Regions from separate parts of the Homo sapiens genome. Here region 1 is linked to region 2. The links are chromatin contacts, found by Hi-C or POLR2A ChIA-PET in ENCODE. All regions are on one chromosome and are shown on one strand. The core of a region is the stretch at or near the end of the contact, and the rest is flanking DNA. Distances in the headings are between cores, read along the strand shown. Region 1 holds the start of MAPK9 (mitogen-activated protein kinase 9). Region 2 overlaps MAML1 (mastermind like transcriptional coactivator 1).

Evidence for each region. Hi-C counts contacts between places; a loop is a spot of excess contacts on that map. ChIA-PET counts read pairs that join two places held with the same protein, here RNA polymerase II (POLR2A). Pooled maps may share reads with other maps.
Region 1: a pooled map shows a loop between it and region 2 (5-fold over the local background). The contact joins the promoter of MAPK9 here to the enhancer-like site in region 2. A Hi-C loop is called at or near these places in 1 of 37 single-sample maps with no recorded cell type and 5 of 50 pooled maps. POLR2A ChIA-PET finds 5 or more read pairs at or near these places in 1 of 52 experiments (activated CD4-positive, alpha-beta T cell).

The regions. Positions count from the first base shown.
Region 1 is chr5:180,288,608-180,295,577 of GRCh38, forward strand. MAPK9 (mitogen-activated protein kinase 9) reads right to left here and starts at 3,476. Exons shown (of 12, transcript NM_002752.5): 1 at 3,241-3,476. LOC124901151 (a long non-coding RNA gene) reads left to right here and starts at 3,625. Exons shown (of 2, transcript XR_007059085.1): 1 at 3,625-3,693; 2 at 6,364-6,646. RefSeq lists silencers at 2,992-3,181, 3,312-3,681, 3,692-4,031 and an enhancer at 3,954-4,596.
Region 2 is chr5:179,760,745-179,767,462 of GRCh38, forward strand. MAML1 (mastermind like transcriptional coactivator 1) reads left to right here. Exons shown (of 5, transcript NM_014757.5): 2 at 4,582-5,997. Among named protein-coding and RNA genes, the nearest start is that of LTC4S, 30 kb to the right of the region's middle. Within about 2 kb of position 1,412, at least 11 of the 41 ENCODE cell types and tissues checked have a DNase peak (open chromatin) inside an H3K27ac peak, as active enhancers do.

The DNA.
Region 1 (6,970 bases), core at 2,226-4,725, 530 kb after region 2:
ATCACCCAGATAAGCAGCAGACCCACTGGGAGTCTGACTCAAAGTCCTGATCTTACCCACTGCTCCGAGCTACCCTACCACATTTATTCTCCCATTTAGCTTTGTCTTTACCAAACATTTACTGGGCACCCACTGTGTAATTAGTATCCCAAAAAATAATGAATGAAATGACATGATATTTAGGATTTGCTTGAAAATAATTATGGGTGGTAAGGGTGCAAGTGGATACCATTAGAGATGAAACAAGATTGGTCAGGAGTTAATAACTGTTAAAGCAGGACACTATTCTGTTTATTTTGTATATGTTTGAAAGTTCCCATAATAAAAGTTAAAATAAAAAGAATGATGTTGAAACTGGTTCATACAATCAAGTACAAAGTATCAGGAATTAATTATTCTGAAGGAAAATTATGTAAAAATGGCACCTTCCTAACCAAGTGTGAGGTGTAACTACTGTATGTATGTAGACCAAAAATAGTTGCCCTATTGGCAAATCAATAGTCTCAAGAAGAAAAAAAATCTGGTCTCTGTTTTATCTTATGCCTCATGAAAACAACTGGTTTACTCGCTATTAACTGGTTTGTCTGGTCCTTTTCTTTATCCAGAAAATTAAGAATATTTTATCTTAGACACATTCAAGTATCCCCTCTGTTGTTTATTTACGGGACCAAATAAACAGATTTTAATCTGTGAACAAATTAAAGTCCTGGCACCCTGAAAATTAAATTGCCAGGAAAATCAAAGCTGTCAAAAGAGAAGTCTATGCAAAAATAGTATTGTTTTTAACTCTGCAGGATCCTTTTGAAGAAAAAAAAAAGTTAAATGGAGGAAAACATTAAATAGATTGGTGGTCATTCTTCCAGAACAAGTTAAAAGCCAAAAGAGAATACTCAGAGCTGAGGGACCCAGGAAAGAATCCTTATCTGGGAAGTGATCTGGGTTCGAACTCCACTCACCAGCTGCTTGCTAAGAAACAGACTACTTAGACTCCTGAGCTTCCGTTTCCACAGGGCTCCAGTTACAATCAAATGAGTATCTGGGCTGGCACCTGGGCAAACAGGGCCTGGCTCCCCTGGCCTTAGGCTACCTTTCCTGCTCTCCTCACAGCTCCTCCCTCCCACACAGCCAGTCCTGGAGGATGACGATCCTGCAACCAAGCTGAATGAATCTGTATTTGGCTTGGCTCACAGCATTAAAAAAAAATTTAATTAGCTATTGCCAACATTTAAAAATCAGAACAAATGTGGAGTGCTGCCTTCCTTTTTAGAGACAGGGTCTTGCTCTGTCACCCAGGCTGGAGCACAGTGGTGTGATCATAGCTCACTGCAGGCTCCAAATCCTGGGCTCATGGGATCCTTCCACCTCAGCCTCCCAAGCAGCTAGGACTACAGGTGGATGCCACCACACCTAGCTAATTTCTTAAAATTTTTTGTAGAGACAGATCTCGCTACGTTGCCCAGGCTGGTCTTGAACTCCTGGCCTGAAGTGATCCTCCCACATCAGCCTCCCAAAGTGTCTTGAAATTACTGGCGTGAGCCATGGCACCCAGCCAAATTCCACCTTCTTCTAGAAAACTGCTGGGTAAGGTTCCTGTTCTTTAGGGTCCCCACGACTCTGTGTCCTTACACCTGGCCCTCCAGACTGATTCTCAACTCCACAGTGGCCTACGGTCCTTCCTTGGCCCTGCTCCTTCACACCTCTGTGCCTCTCCCTGCCTAGCAAATTTCTTATCACCCTCAAGGCCCCCCAGCACCACCTGTCACCTCCTCCACATTTCCATGGCATAGCCCCTCCCCTATAGCAAGGGTTGTACAGTCCTGGAACTAAGTGTCTGCATGCCTGCCTTCTCTACTGGGCTCCTGGGCTCTCTCGGGAAAGGGACCCCGTTGCTATCTGCCTTGTGTCCGTAGGGTCTAGCAGAAAGCATGACCTAGATAATGCAGAATTCAGTAAATGTCTCTTGTATGTGTGGAAGAAAGCTACAGCTAAACTATTATAAAAATGTGAGATTTTATATCACAGCTTGTTCCAACAGTTAGCAATTAAAGGGGTCAAGGACACCAAAATGTTTCACAAAATAGAACAAGCTTCCATCTGCTTACAAGTTTCACACGCTAATCAGAAGTCACTAAATGAACAGATAAAGCAGAGACAACAGGCAGGCTGGGCCATTTCTTTGATCATTCATTCATTCATTGAGCTGATACTACTGAATACTTCCTGTGTGCTTTCTAAGCACTGGGGATAAAGCAGTGGACAAATCAGACAGCTACCTGTTTTCACAAAGTTACATCCTAGTCGGGGAGACAGAAAATAAGCAGGCAAATAAATAGAATAGTTTCAAACCAGATGAGAGCTAGGAAGGAAATTTTTTAAATAATGAAATAGCATGACTAAGGGAAGAAAGAGGGTGGTCGAGGAGGGCCTCACCCAAAACGAGACATCTGACCAGAGGAAGGAGCAGAAAGAGCTACTTGTGCCAAGATCACGGAGACAACTCCAAAGACGGGGAAACAGCAAATGCAAAGGTCCTGGGGCAAATGCGGGCTGGCATGTTCAAGGCGGGCGAGATGAGTGGGACGGGGCAGCAGTCTTCTGGGGGAGGGGCGCGGTGGTAAGGGATTCGGGCTGGGTCCCCTCTGGCACTGCTGGACACCGAGTGTGCAATGACAAGGCAAGAGAGGAGTGCGCGGGGAGGCGGGAGGCTGGGCGGGTGGGGAGGGGGTTCCTACACCACTCACACCAGCACGGGCCAGCACCCTGCCCAGTCTTCCACAGATGCACACCGGGGTCCTGCCCAGGCGTCTGCATACATTCACACAGCCTGACAACAACCCTGTCCAGAAGAGACATTTCCCCACCTTCCCGAAGGCAAAACCGCGGCAGAGCGAGGGTCAGTGCCTTGGCCAAGGTCGCGGGGACGCGACCCCGGGCCCCTGGGCACCCGGCGCAGGAGTGCAGCTGTCTGCCCCACCTCCGGGAGGGATGGCGCCCGCAGACCCCACGGGCAGGTCGGCCGGGCCAGGCCGGTGAGCAGGCCCGCAGCCCGGGGCTGCTGACAGCCGGGCGGAAGGGGGCGCCTGCGGCATCCCCCAGCACAGGGGCGACGGCTGCGGCTGCCAGGGCCCCGCAGCCCCCGGCCCGCCCCGAAGCCCCCGGCCGCGCGGTTCCCTCACCGCCCCTCCCCGCGGGCCCGGCCCGAGCAGCCGCCGCCAGGCCTAGCCCGCCCGCCGGGCTCACCTCGCCTCCCCGCCGCCGCGCCACGGGGAGAGGGCGGGCGGGCGGACTGGCGGCGCTGCGTGCTAGTCACTCCTGGCTCCGCGGCCCCGGCTCCGCCGCCGGCCCGCCCCGCTCCGCTCCGCCCCGCCGCCGCCGCCGCCGCCGCCGCCGCAGTGGGTGTGAGGGGCGCCGGGGCGCTGCGACCCTTCCGGTCCCGCTCCCTTCTCCGCCGCTGCCGCCGCCGCGGCGCCCGGTCTGACAGACCCTCGCGCCGACCAATCAGCGCGCGGAGAGCGGAGCAGGCGCGGCCAATGGCGCCTGGGGGGCGGGCCGATGGAGGGTGGCGCGGGCGGGGTCGGGGGCCGGGTCGGGCGCCCGAGGTCCTGGGCCGGGGTTCCGCGGGTTCTTCGCCCCCGGGCCTTTCAGTGGCGCGGGCCGAGTGGCCATGGCGCTCGGGTGCGCGCAGTGCACGCGGTGAGCTGGAGACGCAGGCATTGCGCGGCCCACCGGCTGAGCCCGCTCTCCCTGCGAGGGGGGCGCAGCTCGGTGGAGAGGGTGGCCCGGAGGACCGGGAACCGGGCTGGAGGCGCGCGGGGCTCACACCGCGGGGTCCGCGGGGAGCCGGGCCTCGGGCTGCAGGTGCAGGCTTGTGGCGGTGAGGCGACTGGAGCGGCACGGGAGCCCGCCCGTTTCGGGGAGAGCCCGGGGCGATCGCGGGGGGAGGCCGGCCTGGCGTCCGGGAGCCCGGCGTGCTAGGGCCCGGTAGGCGGGGCGGGCCTCGCACTCGGTTGCTCGCTGCGGCGCCGGAGGAACGGGTCTATGGGGGTGTGGGTGAGGCCAGAAGCCGGGTCGAAGAGGGGGAGGGGGTGCGAAGAGATGGCGGTGTGTAGACAGGTGACCCGGTGGGTCGGTGACGCAGGAGGAGACTGCGCTTGGTGGCGGGATCACTTAGTTGACAACATCTAAAAATTAGGAGGTGCGGCAGGGCGCGGTGGCTCACGCCTGTAATCCTAGAACTTTGGGAGGTCGTGGCGGGTGGACTACCTGAGGTGAGGAGTTCGAGACCAGCCTGGCTAACCTGGTGAAACCCCGTCTCTATTAAAAATACGAAGCAATGAGCTGGGCGTGGTGGCGGGCGCCTGTAATCCCAGCTACTCGGGAGGCTGAGGCAGGAGAATCACTTAAACCTGGGAGGCGGAGGTTGCAGTGAGCCGGGATTGCGCCATTGCACTCCAGCCTGGGTGACAGAGTGAGACTCTCTCAAAAAAAAAAAAAAAAAAAAAAAAAAAAAAAAAAAAAAAAAGGGAGGTGCTCAGTCAAGCCTCTGAGAGGAGTGGGGGGCGGGGCGAGGAGTCTCTTGCTCAGAGCCCCCTAGGGACTGGGACCCGTTGACTCTGAGCTGCTTTTGAGGCTGGATCAGGTACCAGCGGCCTGGGGGTCGTACAGGATGGGAGAGGCCGGGGCTTGGGATGTTGCCAGATCTACGTTGAAAAGTGAAGCAGGAAGAGAGGCACTGAGGCTGGGCACATGGGGAAAACCGTGGAGAGCCGGCCTTTGGGGACTAGAAGAGTGGGAACAATGGTTGACAAATGGTGAGTGTGGTGTAGAACAGCAGTAACACAATACCAGGATCCACAGAGTGGCCAGGGCCAGAGTGGGGAGAAGGAACAGGACTCTGCAGATGGGGAGGGTAAGGGGCTGGGTGGCGTGAAGGGTGGTTGCAGAATTTGGGGAGGGCAGCTAGCCTGTGACCCAGGTTCCAAGGGCACTGAGGTCTGGGCCAGGCCGCTTGGAGGCACCAGAGCCTCAGAGGAGGGGTGGGGTAGAGGAACGGATCCAGCATGGTGTCCCCCTTGGCCACCAGAGGGAGTTTTCTAAATTTGAGCATGGCTCATCGCTGCTTGAAATTCTACGTCACAGTGTGGCCTGCATTGAGGAGGGCCCACACCTGTCGCTACCTCAGACTCACCTGCCACCTGCCTCAAGTGCATGAGAGAGAACAGGAAACCAGAAATTGTCAGGATCGAGGATTATGGGAAAAGAGTAAAAGCCTAGCTGTCAGATCTGAGGTTCCACCAAGGAGCACTGATGGGTGCTTCTCATTAGGAAGGCGGTGCGGTGGCTCACACCTGTAATCCCAGTACTTTGGGACGCCGAGGTGAGTGGATCACCTGAGGCCAGGAGTTCGAGACCAGCCTGGCCAACATGGTGAAACGTCATCTCTATTAGAAATACAAACATTAGCTGGGCGTGGTGATGGGTGCTTGTAATTCCAGCTATTCAGGAAACCAAGGCAGGAGAATAACTTGAATCCACGAGGCAGAGGTTGCAGTGAGCCGAGATTGCTCCACTGCACTCCAGCCTGGGCAACAGAGCAAAAACTGCATCTCAAAAAAATAAAAACAAAAAAACAGAGGGGACACCAGTTCCCAGCACTCCAGGCCTAACTTCATAGCACTCACATCATGTCAAGTGAGTAACCAAAAATCAGTGTACATATGTACACAGCTATACATATCTCACACTAAGTTTTCTGTAAGAGTTCTTTTTATTGCAGAGACACTGCTTTTTTTCTGGTTTATGAAATACAGTGAACATTTATGGACACAAAGCTGAGGTGACAGGGTGGGGAGGGGGGCCTTGGAACAGCACCAAGAATCCTGGTTGAACCCTCCAAGTGAAAAGATCCTGCCACGACATACGTGAACCAGGTGTGACACGTGAGCACGTCTCACCTGATCCGGCCTATGGTGGGGAGAAGCAATTGAGGAAGGCCTTCTGGGCAGGAGGAAGTTGTTGCTGAGGCTGCCGAGCAGGATGTGTTGGGCCTGTGACTTAGGCAGAAAGGGCGCTCAGGCCCACATGCTCAGATGTGAGGACCTGCTTGCTGTGTTCAGGGAGCCACAAGTCACCTGGTCTTAGGGAAAGGTGAGGGGACTGGAGAGTTCTGAGGACCTTGAGGTAGATTGGCACTGCCAGGCATGTAGGCTGGCTTTAGCTCACTGATACGCCTTGTTCAGCCCAGAGAGGTTTTCTTTTTTTAATTGATTAGTTGATTTAAGAAACATTTAGATTTGGGATGAGCTGTTTTGGATGTTTATCCTCAATGAAACTCATGTTCAAACTTAATCTCCAATGTGGCAGTACTGAGAGGTGGGGCCTCTAAGCGTGGTTGGGATTAACCTGTCGATGGATTCATGGATTAAAGGGTTATCACCGGAGTGGGACTGGTGACTTCATTAGAAGAGGAAGGAAGACCTGAGCTGGCCTGTGAATATGCTCCGCCCCCTGGCCATGTGACACCTGCGCCACCCTCAGGACTCTGCAGAGTCCCCAGCAGCAAGAAGGCCCTCACCAGGTGCAGCCCCTCAACCTTGGACTTCTCAGCCCCCAGGGCTGTAACAAATAAATTCTTTTTTAAAGTAAATTACCCAGTTTCAGGTATTCTGTTATAAGCAACAGAATAAGAAACAGACTAAGACAAGAGCACAGCGGGGTGGAGGAGCTAGGGGTGCCTGGGGCATTGGGGACCTGTCCGGAGGCCAGCTGTGTATGCAGCCACAGTGCCAACGGGTTTCTGTGATCCTGATATCCCCCACCCTTGACTGGCCTGGATTCCAATCCGACTCTTGTCAGCTGTGCTCCTCTGGGCAAGGGATTCACTTCTGTCTGCCTTGGTTCTGTAGGAAGTGGCATGGAGAAGGACAGAAGCAGGAAGAGCTGGGTGCGGCCCATGCAGCAGGGATGGTGT
Region 2 (6,718 bases), core at 162-2,661:
CCATAAAAGCAGAAGAGGATACAAGAAAAGTGGTAAAGAAAAAGGGAACTTTAAAGATGGAAGCAGGCCGGGCGCAGTGGCTCATGCCTGTAATCCCAGCACTTTGGGAGGCCGAGGTGGGCAGATCACAAGGTCAGGAGATCGAGACCATCCTGGCTAACACAGTGAAACCCCGTCTCTACTAAAAATACAAAAACAAAGTTAGCCGGGCGTGGTGGCAGGCGCCTGTAGTCCAGCTACTTGGGAGGCTGAGGCAGGAGAATGGCATGAACCCGGGAGGTGGAGCTTGCAGTGAGCCGAGATCGCGCCACTGCACTCCAGCCTGGGTGACAGAGCGAGTCTCCGTCTCAAAAAAAAGATGGAAGGAGGCCAGGTGCAATGGCTCACACCTGTAATCCCAGCACTTTAGGAGGCTGAGGCAGGAGGGTCGCTTCGGCCCAGGAGTTTGAGACTAGCCTGGACAACATAGTGAGACTCCTGTCTCCACAAAAGCAAAAAAATTAGCCAGTTATGGTGGTTCATGCCTGTGGTCCCAGCTACTCAGGAGGCTGAGGCGGGAGGATCACTTGAGCCCAGGAGTTTGAGGCTGCCATGAGCCTTGATCATCACCCATTGTACTCCAGCATGGGTGACAGAGTGAGACCCTGTCTCTTAAAAAAAATTAATAAAGGGCTGGGTGAGGTGCCTCACACCTGTAATCCCAGCACTTTGGGAGGCCGAGGTGAGCGGATCACCTGAGGTCAGGAGTTTGAGACCAGCTGGCCAACATGGCGAAACCCCATCTCTACTAAAAATACAAAATTAGCTGGACATGGTGGTGCACGCCTGTAATCCCCGCTGCTCGAGAGACTGAGGCAGGAGAGTCACTTGAACCTGGGAGGCAGAGGTTGCAGTGAGCCGAGATTGCACCATTGCACTCCAGCCTGGGCAACAAGAGTGAAACTCCGTCTCAATAATAATAATAAAGATGAATTATTAAGTGGCAGATGATAAGAGGGAGAGGAAGGGAGTGCAGGGAGAGAGGGAAAGGAAGGACTGAAAATATGGCCTATGTGTAACAGTAGGAAGATCATTGCTGGCCTTGGAGAAAGCAGTTCTCAACTCCTCCCTTCCTTTTCCCCACATCCCATTGATTTCCAGATTGGCCAGGAATGTAATCCATATTGCCATAGATCAAGGTGCTGGCTCTAAGGGGTGGGAACTGGTGGAGTTTGGCTGACAGGAAGATGATAGAAGAGGTAAAAAAGAGGAGGCAGGAGGAAAAGCAAATTTCCTGATGAGTAGGGCTAGAAAGGGGCATTGGCTGCCAGTGTGTAAGGAGCACTCATGAAAGAACCACGCGTGTCTTCAGCAGCTGTGTCTGTCAGCTCAGAGTGGAAGCATGTAGGTATTGTCATTTTTTGGTGAGTTTGGCCACAAAGCATTCTGGGAGTGCAGCGGTGGGTGGTTGAAGAAGGAGGAAGTGGAGATAGGCAAAGGATTATCCTTCCTATAAGGCTAGTGCATGGTGGGTGAGAGACTGACAGGATGCTGCTTAGGAGTCCAAAAGGTGTGGCCAGCTCCAGCTTGATTCAGAGCAGTGGTGGTATCCTGGAGCTCCTCTCCCAGAGCAGAGGATGGCAGGTGGCGCCTGGAGAGTGTGGCCTCCCAGCGAGGGAGCTGGCACAGGCTAGGATGGGACTTAGGTCAGCGGGGTGTCTTGGTGGAAGGCTGAGCACACGTGGTTCTCCAGCCGACCACGAGCATCTGATCATATTATCTCCCAGGACTGGGTCCTCCTGGAACCCTGTACACTGCAGAAACTCTTCAGTAGTTACAACAGGAACCTTTGAGCTGAGCACCCAGAAGTACCAGATGTGCTGGAGCAGGCTCCTGTATTTATACGTGGCAGCCAGTCTAGTATTGCTTTATAGCACCTTCTGTGTCTGTTCTTACATAACTTTTAATCTGTTCAGGCTGTTTGCCCATCTCTATTGTGATTCTTTGAGTTCAGGCTCCAAGGCTCACTCATCCTTGCCCTGCATATCAGACACTCCTGCAAATGCTCAGGGCTTAAAAATCTGCCGGGGCCACCACATTACACACTCCTATCCCCGTCTACGTTATTCCAGTTAAATTTTGTGAGTAGTTGACAAAATGCCCTACTGTTTCCTTTGGTTAAAAGCAATAGGTATTACAAAATTCAGTTGTTACATTGGAACTTGTCTGCAGCTGTTTGCATGTGAATATTGAATGAGGGAGTGGTAGCTTTTGTAATTGTTAGGGCAAAGAAAGATTCTGTTTCTAATCTGAGACAACCAGCTGACTCATCAAGTGCCTTGACCCTTTAGATTTCCATCTTTCTTTTTCCCCTAGGAAGATGGAAAACTGAGCTCCCAGGTTTACAGATAGCCCAGACCTGGCACTGTGGAACAAAAGAAAATGGTAGAAAAGATGAAAATCAAGGAAATGTTAGCAACTAATTTTTATTTCCTCTGACCATTTAAATGGGTATGAATTTACCTTCCACAAGGAAAACTTTTCAAATAATGGCTTTTTATAAAGGGTCTATTTTATGTGCGTGGTTCCCTTCCACCCCTAGGTGGCAGGAGAAAGCAGAAGAACCTGCATGAAAGTAAAGCAAACGTCCTGCAGCTGTGGGGCGGTGTTCTGAATCCTAGGATTGTTGCTTACCTCTGCCCTGCAGTTCCATTTGTCAGGCATTCCTGCGATTTTTTTTTTTTTTCAGACCGACTTAGTTACCCATATATGGATTTTTAAAAATACTGACTTGGCTAGGATTTATAGAGCACTGTGTAGTCAGCTTTAACAGTTAAGAAATAAGCAAATCTTGATGTGGGGAAAAGAAGAACAGGAACATTAGAATTGGGGATTAGAGGTTGAGAAAATGGTCCTCCCTGGTGTCCAGTGGGTAATCTGCTGTTGAGAACTGATGCCCGTGGAGTTGCCCCAGGCAGGACGCCCAGGCCAGGGCACTTCACCTGGGCCCCTGGGGTTGGTGTGGAGAGTCAGGTGGCCTTTCTCTGCAGCCGGAGAAGCTAGCACAGGGGGCTCCCCGTCTCCTCTGAATCCTGTCTAAAGATAATAATGAGGGCTGTTACTTGGAACATTTTCTAATAACATGCTATAGATGCTTAGGGTTTATGGGAAGGGGGGATGGTACTGGGGGTGGGGGATAAAGGACAAAAACGTAATAAAGTAAACACAGGAAAGGAGCAGCATGTGTTTGGAAGCTGAGCATAGGCACTCCCTCTGAGCAGTGGAGTTGAGTCCTGACTGCAGCACATGCAGGTGAGGAAGCAGTAGAAGGAGTCCGTCTTCTGTCCCCTTCCCATCCCTTCTGACATGTTCTTATCTTGAAATCGCCGCCCCTGAACTCCCAGGGTACTTACTGTGTGCTGCTCTCACTCTGTAGCCCTGTCTGTGTATGTCCCATGTCCTGAAAGCCCACCCGAGGAGGAGCTGTCTTCTTTGTCTTTATGTTCCCCACAGCACTTGTCTCTGGCACAAGGCAGAATCTTAATAACTTCAGTGGCATGAATCCATCGAGGAGCAGATGGGAAGCAGAGTCACAGTGTCACACCAGACAGATTATGTTCAAGCAAATAGTCCCAATAAGAAGTAGTGAGGGGCCGGCCGGGCGCAGTGGCTCACACCTGTAATCCCAGCCCTTTGGGAGACTGAGGTGGGCAAATCACCTGAGGTCTGGAGTTCAAGACCAGTCTGACCAACATGGAGAAACCCCGTCTCTACTAAAAATACAAAATTAGCTGGGCATGGTGGCACATGCCTGTAATCCCAGCTACTCTGGAGGCTGAGGCAGGAGAATGGCTTGAACCCTGGAGGCGGAGGTTGCTGTGAGCCAAGATCACGCCATTGCACTCCAGCCTGGGCAACAAGAGCGAAACTCTGTCTCAAAAAAAAAAAAAGTGAGGGGCTGGGCACAGTGGCTCATGCCTGTAATCCCAGCACTTTGGGAGGCTGAGACGGGTGAATCACTTGAGGCCAGGAGTTTGTGACCAGCCTGGCCAACATGGTGAAACCCCGTCCCTACCAAAAAATACCGGAAGTTAGCCAGGCACAGTGGTGCACATCTGTAATCCCAGCTACTTGGGAGGTTGAGGCATGAGAATTGATTGAACTCAGGAGACGGAGGTTGCAGTTAGCTGAGATTGTGCCACCGCACTCCACCCAGCCTGGCGGCAGAGCAAGGCTCCATCTCAAAACATATATATATATATAATATATATATGTGTGTGTGTGTGTGTGTGTGTGTACTCTCTGGCATTTTTTTGTTGGCTCCATTCTTGGGCATACCGCCAGACGAGATGGCTGTGGGCAGCCTCATGCCTGTCTCCTGCAGAAAGAGGACTGCAGAAGCACTTTAGCTAGACATCAGTTCTGACTGGCCAGGTATAGGACCGTCAGGGAAAATGGAGGTGTGTCCCCAGAAATGGGAGTGTACACTATGCAAGCAGAACCCACTGGCGAGCATTGCAGGGACATCAGCCCTTGGCTTGTTACTGTCATAGCAGAGCAAATTCATATGTATCTTAAGTCATTCTTTTCAATGTTTTTCAGCATCTTCATGATACAGTTAAGAGGAATCTTGACAGCGCCACTTCCCCTCAGAATGGCGATCAACAGAATGGCTACGGGGACCTCTTTCCTGGGCATAAGAAGACTCGCCGGGAGGCCCCTCTGGGAGTTGCCATCTCTTCCAATGGACTGCCTCCAGCCTCCCCCCTCGGTCAGTCTGACAAGCCTTCTGGAGCCGACGCCCTGCAGTCCAGTGGGAAGCACTCTCTGGGGCTAGACTCTCTCAACAAAAAGCGTCTGGCTGACTCCAGCCTTCACTTGAATGGAGGCAGTAACCCCAGTGAGTCATTTCCTCTGAGCCTGAATAAAGAACTGAAGCAGGAGCCTGTCGAAGACCTGCCTTGCATGATCACTGGGACTGTCGGCTCCATATCGCAAAGCAACCTCATGCCAGACCTCAACCTTAACGAGCAGGAGTGGAAGGAGCTCATCGAGGAGCTGAACAGGTCGGTGCCCGATGAAGACATGAAGGACCTGTTTAATGAGGACTTCGAGGAGAAGAAGGACCCAGAGTCTTCTGGCTCTGCCACACAAACCCCCTTGGCACAGGACATTAATATTAAGACGGAATTCTCTCCAGCAGCCTTTGAGCAAGAACAGTTAGGCTCTCCACAAGTGAGGGCCGGGTCTGCAGGGCAGACCTTTCTGGGGCCTTCCTCTGCCCCTGTGAGTACAGATTCCCCCAGCCTAGGGGGCTCCCAAACCTTATTCCACACCTCTGGTCAGCCCCGGGCGGACAATCCCAGTCCAAACCTGATGCCGGCATCAGCCCAGGCCCAGAACGCACAAAGAGCCCTTGCAGGTGTGGTATTGCCCAGTCAGGGCCCAGGAGGGGCCTCAGAGCTGTCCTCTGCCCACCAGCTCCAGCAGATCGCTGCCAAGCAGAAGCGCGAGCAGATGCTCCAGAACCCACAGCAGGCCACCCCGGCACCAGCCCCGGGCCAGATGTCCACATGGCAGCAGACGGGGCCCTCCCACAGTTCCTTAGATGTCCCTTACCCCATGGAGAAGCCTGCCAGCCCTTCCAGCTACAAGCAAGACTTCACTAACTCCAAACTGCTCATGATGCCTAGTGTGAATAAGAGTTCCCCTCGGCCCGGAGGCCCCTACCTCCAGCCCAGCCATGTGAACCTGCTGAGTCACCAGCCACCGAGTAACTTGAATCAGAACTCCGCGAATAACCAGGGGTCTGTGCTGGACTACGGCAATACAAAACCCCTTTCTCATTACAAAGCGGACTGTGGGCAAGGCAGCCCGGGGTCTGGCCAGAGCAAGCCAGCCCTGATGGCTTATCTTCCCCAGCAGCTGTCCCATATAAGTCACGAGCAGAACTCCCTGTTTCTGATGAAGCCAAAGCCAGGAAATATGCCTTTCCGATCACTGGTTCCACCTGGCCAGGTAAGTATGAGCCTTTGCTTTCTGTTCCTCTGCTGCAGACACTTCAGTGAGGTTACTCACTACTTTGGATGTTAATTGGATCCGAGGTAGTTGTGGGAAGAGGGAGGAGGGAATAGCTGCTGTCATCCTTGCTCCTCTTGGGAGTGGAAATTTATAAAATAAACCAGGGTTGATTGTTAATAAAAAATAGGGTAAAGTTCCCTGGCATAGCTTGATTATTAACTGCACGAAGGTTTCAGGAATCACCTGCATTTAGTCCACTGTCTCTTTCGTGCCGTAGGATTTAAATTAAGTAATTTGCGACTGTGTTTTGCAGATAAACATTACGTTTCACGTGCTTCTTAGAGGCTTGGCTTTTTTTTTTTTTTTTTTTTTTTACTACCTTTCAGATCTCCATGTACAAAATTCCCTAATTTTTGGTAAGCTTATAACATTGTAGGCATGTGCTGCTTCCCAGCACAGCTCAGCTCTGTGCTTACTTCATCATGGTTCTAAAGCCCGGTAGCATCAAATGGAAAATGGCCCTTCGGGTTGTTTCCTGTTTTCCGCTAGTGCAGATAAGCCTGCAGTGAACGTGAATTTGTAATACATGCTAAAATTTTGCAAATTAAAAAGCCCAGTGCCGGTAATATCATGAGGAAATAGACACACTCCTGTATTGATGAGAGTGTGTAAATGAGCTCACTGCTTTTGGGAAGTCATTTGACATTATGTATTTTTC